2 separate regions of the Homo sapiens genome follow, and region 2 is linked to region 1. The links are chromatin loops, found by intact Hi-C in ENCODE. Cell type or tissue: IMR-90. All regions are shown on one strand.

Evidence for each region. Peaks named below come from ENCODE experiments on the same cell type or tissue, not always from the same donor. Only the 100,000 strongest peaks of a DNase experiment are listed, where the experiment ranks them.
Region 2: it touches region 1 in a loop (2.5-fold over the local background); 2 of 110 quality-filtered maps call a loop at or near these places.

The regions. Positions count from the first base shown.
Region 1 is chr10:44,179,030-44,181,529 of GRCh38, forward strand. No RefSeq gene overlaps it. Among named protein-coding and RNA genes, the nearest start is that of LINC02881, 110 kb to the right of the region's middle. In IMR-90, no CTCF peak of the experiment used is centred here; a DNase peak (open chromatin) is centred at 1,392.
Region 2 is chr10:43,808,164-43,810,663 of GRCh38, forward strand. The region is part of intron 2 of LOC105378275 (a long non-coding RNA gene); the gene reads left to right. Among named protein-coding and RNA genes, the nearest start is that of LINC02658, 31 kb to the left of the region's middle. In IMR-90, no CTCF peak of the experiment used is centred here; a DNase peak (open chromatin) is centred at 1,258.

The DNA of each region.
Region 1 (2,500 bases):
AAATTCTAAGCTGACGACTAACCAATGGCATTCGTTCACATATTTGAGGAATAACAGTCTGTGTCTAAGTTTTCCTCAGGAATGAATTGCTGATATATTAAAAATAAGTCCATTGGTAGACTATCTATAATAAACTAGCCAAAGGGCAAATAATACAAATTAATTTCTAAAACTATCAAAGGGGCATTCATTAAACTTCAACATATGTTCTCATAAAAACCGTATTAAATGATCAATGAGGATGACAAGAAATATCTAATAAAATTCATCTGTGGGCACCTGTGATGGTGAAATTATTGAAGCATTGCTTTTAAAATCAGATGCAAGGAAGGGTGCCTATTATGATTTACCATCTTTCTGGAAGTTCTAGTAATTACTCTAAGATATGGAGATAGAAATAAAGAATACAGCAATTGCTAAGTAAGGGAAAGTGAATTGCCTGAGAAAGAAAAAGCCTGATTTTTCTTGTATGAGTTGCCTTATTGTTTTCAATGGCTTGATCCCTTGAGCCATATTTGGTATTATATTCAAATATGGTGCCTCATGCTGGGATAGGAAGCTAATCCTAGCCCTTCCTCATCACTGGGAAAGTGGTCAAGGAAAAGCAAATGGTGTCAAATTCCTCTTTACCCATAGTCGTGGCATGAATTGTGTTTCTCCTTAATTCATATTTTGAGATCTCAATGCTCAGAACGTCAGAATGTCACTGTATTTGGAAATAGGGCCTTTACAGAGGTGACTAAGTTAAAATGTGATGGTTAGGGTGGGCCTCAATCTAATATGACTGGTGTCCTTATAAGAAGAAGAGATTAGGATACAAAGGGAAGACAATGTAAAGATATAGGGAAGGTATAGGGGGAAGACCATGGGAAGATACAGGGAAAAGATATAAGAAAAAGCCAAGGAGGGTAGCTTCAGAAGAAACAAAACCTGCCAGTGCCTTGGTCTCAGACTCCCAGCCTCCAGAACTGCAGGAGACATATGTTTTTGTTGTTTAAGCCGCCCAGTCTGGTACTTTGTCATGGCAGCCCCGGCTGAGTGGTGTACCCTATTTTCTCACGGTGTTCTTATGTTCTAGTTGGTGTCCAGTGGTCTTGGCGCTATCTGCATAGCTTCTGGTGGCAGTGCCGATGCTTTATGACCCAGTTTGGTGCACGGATATCCAGCGGCACTGAGCTAGTGAGACCTCACGAATCTCAGTGACCATGGACCAGTTTGCCGTGTCTGATGTAGAACTGCTGTTATAAACCTATTAAATGGTGTAGATGCTATCTGGCTGAGACCACAACAGGGATTCCAATGAGGTGGAAGAATCAGGCTTTTTCTTTCTAAACTCACACCAACATCTGTGCTTCAGAAGTCTCTCTCAGAGCATTCATCCCCGCTGACTCATACGCTGTGGCAGGCATCGGACACCTACAGTGCAGTGGGTTCTTTTCCAAAAGTCCATGTGACTTCGTCACGTGAAACAGTGTCTTGTCAAATGCCAGATGCTGCAACTCCCCTGATCCCATAAAGGGGGTTTTGTTCGCATCTCAAGCAGCCCGGCCCTTCTTGCATTTCTTGAAGAGCTCTGGGACAGTGCACCAGTGGTGCCAGAAGAAAGCACATCACAGGTCTGACTGTGGCACTGAGAACTCCTCCTAAAACGAGAGGCAATATTGTTCTAACAAGGAGCACATGGAGGATGCAGATGCCTTAGCCAAAAATCTGGGAAAGTTGAGAAAGAGGAAAATACCAATATTGCCAAATCCTTCTGAGCTACAAGTTAGAAAACATGTTTTATTCAGCATTGGTCTGCATTTTGGTAATTCGATAATAATAGCATTGCCCCACTGAAGAACTAAGAATTGCATAGAACTAAAACATAAGTGAATTCACAAGAGGATCCCACTCTTGAACACATTCAACAGAAGGAATGCCCTCATTTGCCTGGAGAGCTTAAGTGTCACTCTTACACTGCAGTAATGCAAAACAAACCCAATGACGAATTGCCACATTTTAGCTGGGTAGGAGAAAATGTGCTGTAGCAAGAAGCAGATTGAGAGTGATGTTCTTGTTCATACAGTGTCACATATAATTAGTTCATCATGAGGGCTCTGAGCCATGCACCAAATATACACAATGATGAGTTCTTTCACATCTCTTTTCTTTTTTTTGAGACAGAGTCTGGCTCTGTTGCCCAGGCTGGAATGCAGTGGTGCGATCTTGGCTCACGGCAACCTCTGCCTCCCAGGTTCAAGCGATTCTCCTGCCTCAGCCTCCCAAGTAGCTGGTACTACAGGCATGTGCCACCACACCCAGATAATATTTTTGTATTTTTAGTAGAGACAGGGTTTCACCTTGTTGGCCAGGCTGATCTCGAACACCTGACCTCCCGATCCACCTGCCTTGGCCTCTCAAAGTGCTGGGATTATAGGTATGAGCCACTCCACCAGGCCTCACATCTCTTTTCATTTGATTAGATTTGTATAGCCTCAAATCCTTATGAGTGTCCTTC
Region 2 (2,500 bases), 370 kb before region 1:
TTCACAGCTTTTCCACGGACAAAGATCAGCAATTTGTTTTTAAAATAAAAAGTCAATGTTAAAGTGAAGTTGGCATCAGGTAATTGAGATGCTATCAGGATCCTGAGTGGGGACTGAACACATGCAACCACACAGTGTAGTATTTTTAGGCAATTGCTCACTCATTTGAGAAAACACAGTGGGTAAAACTGTTTCCCTTGTGGTGACTGTTGGACTTCCTGCATTTTCAGAGGTTTTCTGTATTTTCATAGGAGTCCCATTTCCTTTTAAGAACCAGATTGCCAATGCCCCATTAGTTAGCTTTCCACTCCAACAGGCCGCTTGCTCTTTTGCCTTTCCCTCCCCTTCTCTTTTAAACCAATTAATTAAAAAGCTTTACAAAAACAATACATGCTAACGTGAAAAATTAAAGCAGTATAGAAAACTACAACACAAAAAGGAAAAGCTCCTCTGCCCTCAGCTCCTACACTCCTCAGAGGTGGCCATCATGAACATTGGCTTCTTTCTAGAACTTTTCCTGCATAGACAATCAGAGAAACATAGATTGATAGACTGATTTATGCAAAGATGGCTGAATAATGATGTTTAATGCTCTGTTACTTGCTTTTTCCTACTTAATTTATGCTAGACATGATTTCACAGCAGTTGTCAAGGAGGTCTATCACCCTTTTCAACATTTGCATTTTTTCAATTATAAATAAAAAATTAATTAATTAAGAAACACTTGCATTTGGTTCTACTGTAGAAGTGTACCATCATTTGTTTAACCAATATTCCACAGATTGACTTGTAGATTACTTCAGAGGTCTTAATATTAAATGTTCCAGTAAATATCCTCAGGCATGTGTTTTTGAAGAACAGGGCTAGTGTATCAACAGGAGATTGTTTTATAGGTCTTTATAAAATTAAACTGTTTTCACTGGTATAAAAATTTAATAATTGTCAAATAAAATGTTGCTCTTTTAAAGTTTCTTCTCATTATCAAATGACGCTTTTTTTTTTGTCTTGGTCTTCTATAAACCTGCCCTTAAGCTGTGACAAAATTAATTTAAAAAAATCGATGTTGGTCCATGGGATCCATAAATTCTTTTTATAGATCGTTTAACAGAATTCTGTGTCGTGGGCGAGGCTCCAGGCTGGTGTGCAGCGGTGCGCTCCTGGGTCTGTGAGTGGGCATTCCTCAGAATCCCCACAGCCTGACCTGCTGCCCTTTGCTGGTTTCACTTGAAGCTATTATTCCAATTGACTCACTCTTGGCTGACATCTGGATGCGTTTTATAACAGACTGTTTTCATAACTCCACAAAAAGGTTCTCAGGATTAATACTTGTTTATTTTCATTTTCCATTGGACCTTAAATTAGCTAGCAGCCAATACTGGCACAACCCCTTACTGGAAGCCATTTTACCTAAGTGGAGGGGATGGCAAATCCATCCAACCTTGGGTTTTCTGTTGCTTTAAAACCTCTTGCCAACCAACTATTCCAGAGTGGCTGTCAAATCAACCAATAGCAAAATATTTGGGAGTATTTGTCAGTTAGCTGGGGTAGAAGCAGCCAGATGTGTGGATAGGTCATACAGTTACCTTCCCCGTGTAAGTTGGGGCCAGGGTAACCCATGGACATGTGTGCATGTACAACACAGGTGCATGTACAGCCAAGCATACAGGTGCCAAGATATTTTATTGGGATATTATGTGTTTTCTTCTCTCTGTTGTAGGTATTTTTTTTTCCTCTCCCACCTGAAAATTTTTTCTTTGCTTTTTGAGATTGTACTTTCAAAGACATTCAAGACACCCAGATTTTAAATTCAGGGTGTTAATCCAGGGTTTTGTTTTTGAAGACCTGGGATCATTGAAGGGATTAAGTTAGATTTTCCTAGAGGAAAGAGGCAAGTGACTGCCTTTGAATTTAAGGATTGTCTGTATACGTGTGTGTGTGTCTGTGTGGTGGAGGAGGGGGTTGTTTGCCCTTTAACATTTGTTCTTTTAAGGTTTCTTCTCATTATCAAGTGACACTCTTTTTTTTTTGTTCTATAAACTTACCACTGAGCTGTGATAAAATTGATCATTTAAAAAAATATGTGTTGATCTGTTGTGATCTATAACTTATTTTCTTATAGATTATCATGGGCACAGCTCAAGGCTAGTGGTACAAGAGCACCCCTTCCCAGCAAATTAAAAAGCCTGTTATTTTTGCAAAAGCATTAGAAGCTTTCAACAATGTTGTCAAGAGCCTTTCTTAACTCTTTGGTGACTGGTCTGAGTCAGTCACAGGTGGAAGGTGTGATGTGATCAGACAGGCCCTGACATTTCTTGTGAACTCATGAAATCCTGCATCTTTTCCAAATGTGCAATTTTGTTTTTGAAATTAATTTTTATTATCTTCACATTGTGTTGGATGATCAGAGGATTATAATTATTCCCTGCCCCAGGGGAGAGTATTGCAAAGGTACATAGGGCATGAACGTGGGGAGGGCAAGAAGTGTGCCCAAAGCGTGCTA